Linked DNA regions of Homo sapiens: region 1 is linked to region 2. Evidence: chromatin loops called from intact Hi-C (ENCODE). Cell type or tissue: Caco-2. All regions are shown on one strand.

Region 1 (8,000 bases), 230 kb after region 2:
CTAAATCATTACATTTGATTTAATTTAATACTATAGTAGTCAGAGCTTATTCTACAACCTTCATTTCAGTTATATTTAGTAAATCTAACAAAATCCAGTAATTATTTCCTAATATAAGCTAATAATCATATCAACTTAAATTAATTTTTTGAAGTACATTGAAATTTTATGATAACTTTAACTTTTGATCATGAACATAGAGGAACCTCTCTCCGATATACTTCAGATGTTCACCAAAAAATGACCAGAATTTAACCAGCAAATACTGTATCTACATAGCATCACCTCATATTCTTAAAGTACTCCACTATTTCCAGGGAATGAATGAATCTTAACTGTATACATTTACTAAACATCCAATGAGTTGCTGCTATGTGCACAGCACTGTGCTAAAGTATTGTAGGAAGAGGAATGTATTTTGTTGACATACTCTTGCTGTTTTTAATCCAGCAAGGTAAGCAATTCTGCAAAGTGCAGGTATCACTGTTTGCTTGATACAGGAGTCAGTAATAGTGTTCTTGGTCTCAAGGAGTTTGCAGCATTATGTGTGTGACAGGCTTAAGAAAATCACAGTACAGAGGTTGTGCGCGGTGGCTCGCGCCTGTAATCCCAGCACTTTGGGAGGCTGAGGCAGGCAGATCACGAGGTCAGGAGATCCAGACCATCCTGGCCAACACGGTGAAACACTGTCTCTACTAAAAATACAAAAAAATGTAGCCGGGTGTGGTGGCGGGCACCTGTAGTCCCAGCTACTTGGGGGGCTGAGGCAGGAGAATGGTGTGAACCCAGGAGGTGGAGCTTGCAGTGAGCTGAGATCGCACCACTGCACTCCAGCCTGGGTGGCAGAGTGAGACTCCACCTCAAAAAAAAAAGAAAATCACAGTACAGTTTGACACTACTGTCACAAAGTACATACAAAGCAGAATTAGCAACTGATAAATACTCAATTCTGGCAAAAAGGGGAGTAGAGTCTCCTCAGTGACCATACTCTTACCTCTCCTTGTTTTTCTCCCCTCCTGGAGAGGAAGGTAGAAGGGAAAGGTGGAAGTGATCAACCAACCTGGTTCCAACCTTTTCTATTCAAGACTTTCTTCCGTAGGATGTTATTTGGGCACTGGTAGTTAACAATTCACTAGTAAGCCAATTCCACTGGTTTAAACAGTGGCTACTAGTAAATACTTTATTTCCTTTTAGTTCTTGGTATTTAGGCAATACAGAAAGAATCTAGAGTGGCCAGAAGGATCAATGGCATGATTTAGTAGTGCTATTCAGTTAATAAATAATTTCTGCAGAAAAAAGTACCCAAGACAGTTTACAGGTAAGTAGGTACCAAAATGAGATGTACCAGTAAGAGCCATAAGAAAGAAAGGTTAGTGATTTGATCCAAGATAAACTAGCTTATCCATAGCTTTTTGCTTTCTATTCCTATAGTTGCTTTTCTTTTCTTTTCTTTTTTCTTTTTTTTTTTTTTTGGAGACGGAGTCTCACTCTGTTGCCCAGGCTGGAGTGCACTGGTGCGATCTTGGCTCACTGCAGCCTCCACCTCCAGGGTTCAAGCGATTCTCCTGCCTCAGCCTCCCGAGTAGCTGGGACTACAGGCGCACGCCGCCATGCCCAGCTAATTTTTTGTATTGGTAGAGACAGGGTTTCACCGTTGTTGCCCAGGCTGGTCTGGAACTCCTGAACTCAGGCGATCCACCTGCCTCAGCCTCCCAAAGTGCCAGGATTACAGGCGTGAGCCACTGCACCCAGCCAATTAGTTGCTTTTCATTTCTAAAAGCAGGCTGGACACTATCTTTACAAAGCAATAATATCCCTCCTTAAGAAACTGAAGAGGTGGTAATAGAAAGATAAATCTAACCCAGAACAGAGCAGTAGCTAAATAATCTTTCCCTTTAGTTCAACTATATTCATCACTGATTAAAATCACAAAGACCAATCACCATTAAAGGACAACGATATACCAATCCTAGTATTTGCTAAATCCTTCTCCTTGCCCCTTTTTATCATCCTATTCTTCTGCCCTAAATCTAGAGAAACTCTACTTTCTAGTATACTAAGTGATTGTTTTATGGTTACCATGGACATCTGTAACCATACTCGCAATACATACCACCACAGTGAAAAATGTGTGGGGTTTCATTATGAAATGTGAATCTTTTCTTAACTGGTGTTAAATAAAAAATTATTCTGATGTTTGTTAAAACTATAAGGAAAACTTTACTCAAGACTATTGTAATAGGGGTATTACCATAGGGAAGAGAGACAGGCTCAACTCTGAATATTGCAAAGATGGCTAGGGATTTACAGGCAAGGAGCAGAGTGAGAGGGTCAATAGATGGAAAAGTACTAAAGAAGACATCAAGGGTAAGGTGGTTCTTGCAAATGACAGGCCAAGGACTCAGACATCAAAGATGGGGGGTGAAGAACTCAATCAGCTCTCAGGGGTGGTCAGATATCAAGGGTGATATCTCACCAAACTGACTTAGCAAGATTCTTTGCTAATTCGGAGTTGTGCAGGCCCAGTAAGGGAAGGAAGGAAATAGAGGGCCAAGGTCAAGGCCTAGTAGAGAACAGGACTCTGAGCAGCCTAATTAAAGTTTGTCAAGAGTCTTTGTCACTAGCACTGGCGTCTCCCCTTTACCAAACCTTTCTCTCATATGCCAGATAAAGTGTATATAAATACTGTATTAAAAGCGCTTTCAGGCTGGGTGTGGTGGCTCATGCCTGTAATTTCAGCAATTTGGGAGACAGAGATAGGGTGGCTCGCTTGAGCCCAAGAGTTCGAAACCAGCCTGGGCAACATGTCGAAACTCCCATTTCTACGAAAAAATACAAAAATTAGCCAGGCATGGCAGTGAGCACCTATAGTCCCAGCTACTCAGGAGGCTGAGGCGGATGGATTGATTGAACCCGGAAGGCCAAGACTGCAGTGAGCTGTGATCACGCTACTGCACTCTAGCCTGAGCAAGAACCTATCTCAAAAAAAAAAAAAAAAAAAAAAACCATGAGAAAGCAGCCCACTGAATTTAAAAACTAGAGTGTTTCTAAAGCATGCAGGCACACAGAAAATATTTAATACAGATCTCATCAAGTTGACCCTCCATCTAAATCCTCCAAGAGCTTCTGCGGCCTCCAGGACTGGTTCTTGCTATGGCATGTAAGGCCCTGCCTAATCTCAAGCCAGGCCCTCTCACTAAATGCTGCCCTCTTCAGGGTGATGTTCTCCTCTTCTCCACTTCACACTCAGGGACTTTGTGCAAATGCACCTTCCACCCCGAATGCCCTCGTCTTCCCACCAACTCAACTTTCCACAGAGCCACTTGGTGAAGGAGTACTTATCTTTCAAGCCTCATTTCAAAGGCTTTCTTGAGCACCTGGCCCGCCTCTCCTTCCTTCTTTACTCTGTGTTCTAATCAGCTGGATGACAAGGAACTGCAACTTTCTACTATACTTGTTTGTCTCTATGTCTGTCTCCCACTTCAGGCTCTGAGTCACTCCAGAGCAGGGAACAGGTTTCATTTGTCTTTGTATCCTTATCATCTTCAATTGTGATGAAGCGAATAGAAAAGGAAATAAAAGCAAACCCTCTTTTCAAATTGTGAAAGCAGCATTGCTGATCCCAAAAGGAAAGGTAGTCTTGTTAAACCTGTCACCATATACTTTACAGGTAGTTAACTATAATTTGGTACTGTGGCTCAGCTTCTAATTTGTTTACCACCTGGACTAACCTGATACAGTGGTCAAAACAGTATTAAATAACACTTTCTCAGGAGAAAGATTCAGCCTAAAACTAAAGGCACTGTCTTAATCTCTTTTCCGTTGCTATAACAGAATACGGCAGACTGAGTAATTTATAATGAACAAAAATTTATTTAGCTCATGATTCTGTAGGCTGGGAAGTCCAATATCAAGGGGCTGGCATCTCGTGACGGCCTTCAGCCTGCGTCATCCCATGGTGGAAAGGCAGAAGGGCAGAAGGGTAAGCAAGTGTGCAAAAGAGAAAAGCACTATGGGCAGGGCTTGCTTTATAACAACCCACTATCGAGATAACTAACCTGCTACTGAGAAAACATTAAGCCATTCGTGAGGGCTCTGACCTTATGACCCAATCATCTCTTATTAGGCCCCATCTCCCACCACTGTTGCATTGGGTATTAAGTTTCCAACACACAAACTTTTGGGAGGCACATTCACACCACAGCAGGCACCATATGGTAAACTCCTTTTTCGGTTGCCATCTCCCTTCCCACTTTATTGTTAACCACATAAATTTGAGGAAAGGGAAGGGAAGAACATGAAATTCCTCTTTAAACCCTTTCTTCTATCTCACACCTATAACAACCACATGCATGTACCTTACTACTTACAGAAAATTCCCTGATATTTTCTACTGTTGTCATCACCTACAAAAGGATTGACTTATCATTTTTTCCATCCTACTTTCTAAAATATAGCCATCAACTATAATTGTCTTTTCATTTTCATCATAATATGAGGTTAATTACAATGTAATCATCATCATCACATAAATCAGTGTTTTCCAAAACCTATCTGTGTAAGAATTCCCTAAGGGTTTGGAGAAATTCCTAGACCCCACCCTAGAAAAACTGAGCAAGAACAAAGATTGGGAGGGAGCAGGAGTTAAGAAATGCAAATTTGAAACAATCTCCTCAGGTAGTTCATAAACTCACTGTATTTGAGAATAAATAAATAAAATAGACCTTGGTTTATTAAATTGTTGAGTACCAAAAAATATGCCAAACACTATGCTAGGTAATAAAGGATATACAGAAATAATGTTGAAAGTGGTCCATGGCCTCAAAATATTTTCAATTTAGCTAGAAAGCAGAAGTTTATACGCAGAAGAATTAGAGAACAACGCTAAACTCTGTGGCATAGAATGGCCTCTAAACTACAGTCCAAGGTATTTTTAGCTTCAAAATGTGTAAGTATGCATTCCCATAGAAATGCTAATAAATTACATATGAATTACTTTATAAATAGATTATGCATATTAAAAAGTATAGTATAAAAATTTTTGGAAATATATTGAATTCTAATGGTACAAACTTTTCAGTGATTAGCAAAATATTATTAATGTTATACAATACAAATGAATGTTTCTTGAGTTTTGTAAATGTTGGCTTAACAATTTGTGATAAAGAACTGAAAGACTGATTATAAGTCCAGTTTATGTTGCTACTTAATTTCAATGACTGTCATGGCTAATGAGAGCATCTCACATAAATGGAAGCAGTGGACAACTGCTTGCATTTATTTAATTATGATGCTCATAGTTCGATCTATTCATCAATTATGCAAAAGTTCTGTTAGATTTCCACTTTGCCTGAGCCATTCTTGAAAATTAATCATTCTAACAATTGTAACAAATGATTTCAAAAATCTAGTAAATTTTCAAATGAAAGATTTATAAACAGAAAATTATGCACATTTTAAAGTATACAGATACGAGAATTTCAGAAATGATACATGGTTTAGGAACATAAGTATGGAAATTTACATAAGTATGGAACATAAGTATGGAAATCCCATAAGTATGTAAATTTCTGAAGACCCATTTACAAAAAACTTATTCCAGAATTTCTACAGTGCAGTAGGCATGATATCATAAGGGGTACTCCAAAATAGTATCTATTTTTTAAATGAATTACTGAACTATAAGAGAGTAAGAGAGACCTCCAAGGGCAAAACAAAAACAAGTAAACAAACATAAAAAAACAAATCAACAAACAACAGCTAAAAGTTAACCACAAAAGCCTTAGTTACCCTGGAGTCAAATACTAAGTCTTGGACTCACTACAGGGTGAGAGAGCTGAACCTACAACTCCCAGGAATCCCTACAGGAGACTAAAGTGCCCCACGTCAGTAGGGGTTCCCAGCAGAAGCAACCCAATCCCTTTCTGAAGGAAGCATCCTCAATTTAGGCCCCCAAGTTTCACACAAATAACAATCAGGCAAAGAGGAGTTCACCATCAAATACCAGCACATTCAATAAGAAACAACCATAGTGAATGACACCATCAAATACCAGCAATTCAATAAGAAACAACCATAGTGAATGAGAATTAGCAGATATCAACAATAAATCTAACCTCCTAGGGACTTCAGATAATGGAATTACCAGAAACAAATTACTATATATTAAATTGCAAGGATGCAAATTACTATATATTAAATGTTCAAGGAAATGAAGATGAAATCATAAAATAAGCAAAGTCCAAGAATCTACTTAAAAAGGCAGACAAGCTTAAGAGAAAAATCTTAAAACTTAGAAATTAAAAATATGATAAATGAAATTAAAAATTCAACAGATGGGGAAAAAGAGTGGAGCACGGATCCAATGCTCTGATTTTTAGGGGACTGCCAGAGGGACTGGTTTTAGATGCTGATAGAACCCAGCTTACACTAGAGGTCACTACAAAAAAATCAATGAAACACATAGGAATACAGCAAGAGAGGATAAGAGGGACAAAAACCTACAAGACGGAAAATAGTTAACAAAATGGCAATAGTAAGTCCTTCCCTATCACTAATTGCACCAAATGAAGATGGATTAAACACTGTAATCAAAAGACAGAATTGTTGAATGGATTAAAAATATAACATCCAACTATATGTTGTGTACAAGAGATTCACTTTAGATTTAAGGACACCCACAGGCTAAAAATTAAAGGATGAAATAACCAAAAGAGAGCAGAGGTAGCCAAACTTACATCAGATAAAACAGACCTTATGTCAAAAACTGTCACAACAGACAAAGAAGAATATTACGTAGTGATAAAAGCATCAATTCATGAGGAAGCTATAACAATTATAAATACATATGTACCCAACATCAGAACAGAAGCAAACATGACAGAACTGAAGGCAGGAATAGACGGCGACACAACAATAAAAGATTTCAATACCCTACATTCGATAATGATAGAATAACTAGACAGAAGATCAACAAGGAAACAGAGGACCTGAAGAACACTATAGAACAAATTGACCTAACGGACACGTAGACATACAGAGCATTCCACCCAATAGCAGCACAATATAAATTCTTCTCAAGCACACACAGAACATTCTCCAGGACAGATAACAAAAATACAACAGCAAAACTTATGGGATGCAGCAAAAGCAGTACTAAGAGGGAAGTTTATCGTGATTTCATTAAAAAAACACCTACGTTAAAGAATAAGAGGCTGGGTGTGGTGGCTCTTGCCTGTCATCCCAGCACTTTGGGAGGCCAAGGTGGGCAGATCACTTGAGGTTGGGAGTTTTAGACCAGCCTGGCCAACATGGTGAAACCCCGTCTCTTCTAAAAATACAAAAATTAGCCAGGTATGGTGGCAGGCACCTGTAATTCCAGCTACTCAGGAGGCTGAGGCAGAGAATCACTTGAACCGAGGAAGCAGAGGCTGCAGTGAGCTGAGATTGCACCACAGCTCTCCAGCCTGGATGACAGAGCAAGACTCTATCTCAAACAAAAAAAAAAAGAGAGAGACTTCAAATAAATAATCTAACTCAACACCCCAAGGACTAGAGAAAGAAGAGCAAACTAAGTCAAAATTTAGCAGAAGAAAGGAAATAAAAAAGATTAGAGCAGAAATAACAAATTAGTGAATACAAAAACAACAGAAAAAAATCAACAAAAGACTTGGTTTTTTGAAAAGATCAACAAATTTGACAAACCTTTGACTAAGAAAAAAAGATAGGACTCAAATAAAATCAGAAATGAAAGAGGAAATAATACAACTGATGCCACAGAAATAAAAACGATATAAGATACTACCATGAATAATCATATTCCAACAAATCAGATAACATAGAAGAAATGTATAAATTCCTAGAAACATATAACTTACCGTGATAGTTAATTTTATATGTCAATTTGACTGGGCTGAGGAATGCTCAGATAGCTGGCAAAATATTATTTTGGGGTATATCCAAGAGAGTTTTTCCAGAAGAGGTTAGCATTTTGATCAGCA
Region 2 (8,000 bases):
GGTCTAGCTAGGCTCCTTACCTGGGGCATGCCATTACCTTTTTCACTTCTACACTACCAATTAGGAGTTCATCCCAGGTATCCTAAGAGAAAAGAGAAAGTTATCTTTTAAATGGTGGCTTCATTAGCCTTTGAGTCTGTTTATTCTTTGGCTCATATTAAGTATGAAACTATTATAGCAGAAGAAAGCAGCACAAGGTGACACCAAGAAATATCTCCCAGAGGACTCAAAGGGAGGCAGAATGCTGGCAAGTTCAGGTCCACCTCTTGACTCCCAGTCTCAAAACCCTGATTCCATCATCGCAGGGATGACAGATCTTCTATAGAGTGCAGTTTGCCATGAGAGTCATAAATTAACAGGAAAGTCAATGTGTAGATATACAATGAGAAATGTGTAACTTGCAAGACAAACCCACACTTCCCTTGTAGCTAAGCTGCAGTGGAACCCAAGTTACAATCTGAAGGTTCTTTGAAGAGTGGGGACATCACCCAAGAGAAGGCAGTCATGATTCACACATTCATTGCTGCCACCTTCACAGACAGGCAGCCTGCTAATGGGGTCCTGATCCCACTGCCACTGACTGTGCCTTGCCTTCCCACCCTTGAACGTGGGAACCACTAACACTTGCCTCAGGGATTAACTCAATCCTCACAACTTTGAGGGAGGCGCTATCATGAGCCCCATTTTACCCAAAGAAATGGAGGACTAGAGAGATACAAAATTGTCTCAAGGTCACACTGGAGGATGTAAAGCAGCTGGGTTTGAAATCTTACTGATTCTGAAGGTAGGACTTTGAACTACCCAGCTTTTAACCATATATATGTTTATATGTGCACACACACATATACAGAAACATATATGAGGAATATAGAGATTGTATTATATATATAATATGATTTGTTTTTATACACACACACATACATATACATATATAAGGTGGTTATATGGATTATATTGTAGGGAGGCAAAAATCACCTCTACCCTCTTAGGGTTTTTTGGCTGGGCCTAGTAATTAAATTGACGTAAGATAGATCAACAGGAGAAATGCATACATATTTATTTAATATAACTTTTACGTGGCACTGGAACCTTCATGACAAAATGAAGATGCAATTAGAGTTGAACACTTACATTATATGCAGAATTGGGCAAAGATGTGGCAGGACTAGGGTACTTAACTAGGTAGAGAGGGACAGGGAAGATGAGGATTGGCTTGACAGGGTTTGTACAGATTTCCCTCAGCCTCAACTTTTTGTCCTTGATGATAAGCATGACACTTTCCTTCTGGTATTGGGAGACATCTTTTACACAGGAATTTCATCTCCTGCTTTTAAGAAACGGAAGGGCAGAGTGATCTTCTTGCACCTCTGTTTTTCAAGTGTTCTTAACTCAAAAAAGTCAACATGCTGGAGCGGCATATTTTGGGTTCATGTGATCTTAACTCCTTCAATATTACATATACACGTATAACATGATATGGTTTGGATCTGTGTCCCCACCAAATCTCATATCGGATTGTCATCCCTACTGTTGGAGGTGGGACCTGGCGGGACAGAATTCAATCATGGGGGTGGATCTTTCATGAATGGTTTAGCACCACCACCTTGGTGCTGTTCTCATGATAGTGGGTGAGTTCTTGCGAGATCCGGTTGCTTAAAAGTGTCTGGCACTTCCCCTTCGCTCTCTTGCTTCCGCTTCTGCCATGTAGGAAGCTGGACCCCCTTTGCCTTCCACCATGATTGGAAGCTTCGGGAGGCCTCCCCAGAAGCAGAAGCCGCTATGCATCCTGTACAGACTGCAGAACCATGAACCGCTTTTCTTTCTTTCTTTCTTTTTTTTTTTTTTTTTTTTTGAGACAGAGTCTCACTCTGTTGCCCAAGCTAGAATGCAGTGGCGCAATCTCGGCTCACTGCAGCCGCAATCTCCGCCTCCCAGATTCAAGCAATTCTCATGCCTCAGCCTCCTGAGTAGCTGAGATGACAGGCAGTGCCACCATGCCCGGTTAATTTTTGTATTTTTAGTACTGATGGGGTTTCGCCATGTTGGCCAGGCTGGTCTTGAACTCCTAACCTCAGGTGATCCGCTCAACTCAGCCTCCCAAACTGCTGGGATTTCAGGGTGTAAGCCACCGCACCCAGCCTAAACCTCTTTTCTTTATAAATTATCCAGTCTCAGGTATTTCTTTATTGCAATGTGAGAACAGACCAATACATATATCCAGACAGATTACAACTTTTTGACTTTATGATGCATTTATTGGGAGGTAACCCCATGGTAAGTCAAGAAGCATCTGCACACGGGAGGGGATGTATGTAGAGCTATATAAAGGTTGCAGGCCCCTCCGTGAATAGGGAGGCCATCTGTATTCTTTATCTTTAAGGCACCATGCCTGTCTCTGCTGCTACCTACTGATTTAAGGTTTGAATTTCACAGGGCAATCCTCTGTCCAGGTCTCAAGGTAGGAGGCATTGGGGTACGGGGCCTCACTACTGCCTCCATAAATCAACAACATAGACTGTGAGTCTAAGGAATTCGGAGAAACAATCGTCTTGACTTAGGAACTAAAGAAACCTATTCCTACTCCCCTGGCTGCTTCGCTTGGGCAGGAGGCATAAGAGGTCTGAAGTCTCTGCAGGAGGCAGAGCAGGGCAGGGGGTAGGGACTAGCCCCATAACTTTTCTCCCTCTGCCGCTGATGACCAGGCCATGTCTGGTCCTCCTTCAGTGGCAAGCCAGCCCCTCCAACCCCCTCCCGGGCCTATAGTGGTGCTTCAGCAAATGCAAATGATTCTCCAGTACCTAACCGGGTCTTCAAAACTCAGAAATCTCCTACAGGGCATGACCACAGCTAGAGACTAAAGTAAGGAGGTCTCCATGGATGCACTGGGTTCTAAACCATCCTTTAGGAAACTGCTGCTTTGTGGAAATAAACGCCACGGTCCAACCAACCAGTTGAGGATAACTGCGTGTACACAACATGTGTAAGGAATGGAATCGCCATGTCCTACTCAGGACTTATTACAAGCACTCCTAGCCAGTAACTTATTGCGAAGAACTACAAGACAACCACAGCGGGTGGCTAACCTCCTGGTAGATCGTGACCTCCGATGGGGTGTGACCCAGGAAGGCAGCTACTGTACTGGGAAGTAAGGATCAATGGGTACCCTGGCCTGAGATGCAGCCAGGAAGGCTGGGCACCTACCACACGAGGGCGCTGCGGACCCAGGAATGGAAGCCGACCCAGCCGCGCTGTGCTGAATGGACCCTGGCTCTCCAAGTATCTTCCGTTCAATTTTTTGTGTGTGAGAGCTAAAGAATTTAAGATTTCCAAGACACATAACGGTGGCAATTCTGCGTCGTTATTATGACAGAAGGCAGGGAGTCTGACAAATTCAGTTAGTCATCTATTCTCACTGTTAGACAACCGCAAGGCCGCGTTTAAAAGAGCAAATTGTCTGGATTCGTAAGAATCGTCCGCAACACCCCCAAATGCCGGCTCTAGTTACTTCCTAAAATATTAATCACCACCTATAATCATATATATTCTCAACCTAATCTGATCATTGTCAGCATTTTGGTGTAAAGCATTATTTGCAGTAAAAAAAATACTATGCTAATTAAGTTTAAATGCAATTATTAATTCAGTTATTTAAAATAATAAATTATATACTATTAAAATAAATTTAATAATGCATGAAATTAAAATTTCCATTACATTCTACTAGACATACAAAGAGTGAAATACGCTATTCAGCAAGTTCCAGTGTCTTCTCAAAGGAAGACATACACGCGACCAACAAGCACATGAAAAAATCCTCAATATCACTGATCACTAGGGAAATGCAAATCGAAACCACAATGAACTACCATCTCACACCAATCAGAATGGCTATCACTAAAAAGTCAAAAAATAACAGGTGGCGAGGCTGTGGAGAAAAGGGAATGTTTATATACTGTTGGTAGGAATGTAAATTGGTTCAACCACCATGGAAAGCGATCTGTAGATTTCTCAAAGAACTTAAAATAGAACCATCATTCAACCTAGCAATCCCATTACTGGGTATATACCCAAAGGAATATAAATCATTCTACCACAAAGACACATGCACGCGTATATTCATCACAGCACTGTTCACAACAGCAAAGACATGGAATCAACCTAGATGCCTATCAACAGTGGACTGGATAAAGAAAATGTGGTATACATACACCATGGAATACTATGCAGCCATAAAAAAACACAGATTATGTCCTTTGCAGCAACATAGATAGAGCTGGAGGCCATTATTCTGAAAGAATTACTGCAGGAACAGAAAACCAAATACAACATGTTCTAATGTATAAGTAGAGGCTAAATGTTGAATACACATGGATACAAAGAAAGGAACAACAGACACGGGAGCCTACTTGAGGGTGGAGAGTAGGAAGAGGGTGAGAATTGAAACACTATAGGGTACTATGCTTATTACCTGCCTGACAAAATAATCTGTACACCAAACCCTCAGCAACACACAATTTACCTATATAAAAAACCTGCACCTGTACCCCTGCACCTAAAATAAAAGTTGGAAAGATAAAAATAAATAAGTAAATAGGTAGAGAAAAAGATTCCGGGGTCTTCCCTAAACACAAAATCAGCTCGAGACGCTTAGTGCGCCCCCTGCTGGTAATCAACCTTTCCGCAGTCTGCCGAAATCCAGGCCCCAATGACATTTACTTAGAGTGATGGGATAAAACTATGGAGTTTTCAAGATGAAAGAAGCAAGGTAAGGAAGAGGAAAAGGCAAGGAGAAAGGGGAGTACTATACATAAGGGTTCAGCTCTGAGGAAATAATCCTGAGGATTTGCTATGAATGAACGTGTGCACATCTTGTAAATACTAAATTAGGACTAGAGGGTTTTCCATCACAAGCAGCACCCAGAGAGAGAAGTGAAATAAGGGTGGGGCGGGTGGGTGTTGTGGAACACACAACTGAGGGTGTTTGTCTGTTTGAAACCTTCATAGATCCATGTAGGCATTTGCCAAGCAAAAAAATTGGATGTATGAAACTTAAAAGTTGACTACTAATGGAGAGTCTCCCTCCCTTTTTTCCTGTCTCTCTCTCCGTAGATGCATACGAATGTGTGTACACACACACACACACACGCACACACACGGGTCTATATAGACACACAATTGCATGGCTATATCCACACAGACAGAGGAAGTAGATACAGATGTGAAGAATATATATCTCTACCTATATAGTCCATCTCTCTATGTATAGCCAGAGAGAGTGCACAGTCAGGTGAGAATGGAGGCCAAGGTGAGTTCTTAAATACCAGCTGACCACAGAAGTATAAGACCGCTGAGAGTGAGGTGGAAAGAGCCTGCATGGCCTGCCGTGGCAATGGGCTATGAAAGACATCACTTGTAAGACCACAGATCAGAGCAGCAGTTCAAATTAGATCCAGGCCACCAAGCCTTTGGGATTCTGTTCCTTGAGCCTCCTGCCACCACCATCCCAGCCCCTTCATCTGCTTAATCTCTGTCGCAGGACTGGCGCCTCACTTTCACTGCTCCTGGTTTTCTACTCATGTGTTTATAATATTGTGTTGTACGCACAATTGTTAGAAACAACTTTAAACTATTTTGTGATAAGTCGAGGGAATATGTAAATAAGACTATTCTGTTTCTAAATCCATAGCAATTTTTCTGACTTGATATCAATGACTCTACATGATTATAGAAAGCTCCAAGTCACCTCCTGGAGACTGGCTAAATATACATGGGACATATGTGCAATAATCATTATTCGGGTATTAAAAAAGGGTGCTCCCAGTCTAGACAACATGATATAACCTCGTGTCTCCCAAAATTACAAAAATTAGCCAGGTGTGGTGGTGTGTGCCTGTGGTCCTAACTACTCAGGAGACTTGAGGCAGGAGGATGGCTTCAGCCCGGGAGGCAGAGGTTGCAGTGAGCCGAGATCACGTCACCGCACTCCAGCATGGGCGACAGGGTGAGACCCTGTCTGAAAAAAAAAAAACGAGGATGTGAGTCTATATCTATTAACACTGAACACTTTTCAAGGTGTTGCTGAGTGAAAAAAACACAAGGCACATTTTATATGTGTGTGTGTGTGTGTGTGTGTGTTTATATATAATAGAGGATGATTCCATGTACATAAAAAATCTGTATACATAGCTATGTGTATACATTTATAGCAATAAATCTGGAAGGCTCCTCACCAAGATTTAAACATTATTTGTTTTTCATAATAAATCTTAATTTTTTTCTTTTGCCTTTTTTGCTTTATTTTTTATAAGAGGTATAATCCCAACAGCACATCTTAAAAATAATTTTTGTCTAGATAGTTCATTAGATTCTCTGTGACATCAAATACATGATGTCTTTTCCAACACCATTTCTGCAATTCTCTGACACCAATTGGGTGTCCAACAATTCAACTCAATTCTGACACTCACTACTAGAAGCAAGTAGAGATCCCTTAGGTAAGGGCTCAGTCCTACAAGACTGCCCCCCATCCCAGATGCCAGCCAAGTCCAGGCCACCCATGCTTCTCACCAACTGGCTATAAATTGAGGGTACCCACAATCCCCTCCTAAGGTTTGACAAGTTTCTAGAATGACTCCCAGAACTCAAAAAAGGCTTTACTGTTGTTCCTGACTTATTATAAAGGACGCAAGTCAGGAACAGCCCAATGGAAATGCTGTCTAGGGCAAGGGATGGGGATGGAGGCTCTCCGAGTTTTCATGCCCTCTCCGGGTGCACCACCCTCCCAGAACTTCAATGTGTTCTCCAACTCAGAAGCTCTCCAAACCCCATCTTTCAGGGGTTTTTTGGAGGTTTCATTTCATGTAAATGATTGATAAAATCATTGGCCATTGGTGACTGAACTCAACCTCCAGCCCCTCTCCCTTCCCCTGAGATCAGGGCTGGGTGGGGCTGAAAGTCCCAACCCTCTAATCATGGCTTAGTCTTTCTAAGAACCAGCTCACATACCAAAGCTGTCTAGGGACACCCCTCTTTCCCCAAGAGTCATCTCACTAGCATAAAGTCAGGTATGATTGAAAGGGGCTTGCTATGAATGACAAAAGAAACTCCTCTTACCCCGTCACTCGGGAAATTCCAAGGGCTTAGGAGCTTGTGCCAGGAACCAGAGACGAAGCCCAAATATATATTTCCCATTATACCAGAGTTAAATGATCTCAAACCGAAAGTTATTTTTTCTATTCTTAAGACATACAAGCTAATGAATATTCCTTAATGTCATATTTCAAAATCTAATCACTCTTCTTATAAAGAAAGACCATGCCATGGTTCCCGCAATTGGATCCAGTTCATATCAAGCAAGTCTTCAGCATCCACTGCCCCCAAACACACACACACACACACAAACACACACACACACACCCTGCCCAGAGTGCCTCTTTCTCACTGGGATCCTTCAAGTCTGATGTCCTGACTTCAGCTGCAGCCCTCTACCTACTGTAGCCTTGATCCCACTTGGCCCTGAGACCCTTGCAGGCAGACACAGTGAGGTCATCTCTGTAATCTTAGCATCTATCTCAGAGACTAGCACTAGGAAACCCTCAAACATTTGCTGCAAATATGAATATTTTAGAATTTGGGGACTAAGACAGGATGCCATACACTAAGAATTACCAACTTACATAGGACATTACTTTTCACTTACTAAATTAGTAAAAATTATAGCAATGCCAGGAAGAGCACAATGAAAAGGGCACGCTTATGCTCACCTTGAGGGAATATAAATTGGTATAAGGTTTCTGGAAAGCAATTTGGCAATATATACAGAGAGCCTTTAAAATGCTGCATTAGCATTTCCTAAGAATACTTTTGGAAATGTAGATACCCACCATTTTACAAAGCTGCTCATTATTTATGTGAGAGAAAATGGAAAACAACCTAAATGCTCAATCATAAGGGAATGGCTAAACAAGTTATTGCAGAGTCACAGGATGGACTAACATGGA

The links. Peaks named below come from ENCODE experiments on the same cell type or tissue, not always from the same donor. Only the 100,000 strongest peaks of a DNase experiment are listed, where the experiment ranks them.
Region 1: a loop joins it to region 2, with 14 times the contacts of the local background. A loop is called at or near these places in 5 of 110 quality-filtered maps.

Annotation. Positions count from the first base shown.
Region 1 is chr1:220,540,445-220,548,444 of GRCh38, reverse strand. The region is part of intron 1 of MARK1 (microtubule affinity regulating kinase 1); the gene reads right to left. Among named protein-coding and RNA genes, the nearest start is that of MARK1, 16 kb to the right of the region's middle. In Caco-2, no CTCF peak of the experiment used is centred here; a DNase peak (open chromatin) is centred at 3,198.
Region 2 is chr1:220,772,100-220,780,099 of GRCh38, reverse strand. It overlaps MTARC2 (mitochondrial amidoxime reducing component 2), which reads right to left. Exons shown (of 8, transcript NM_017898.5): 5 at 21-82. Among named protein-coding and RNA genes, the nearest start is that of MTARC1, 11 kb to the left of the region's middle. RefSeq lists a silencer at 4,587-4,741. In Caco-2, CTCF peaks have their summits at 3,212 (motif pointing right) and 4,646 (motif pointing left); a DNase peak (open chromatin) is centred at 3,209.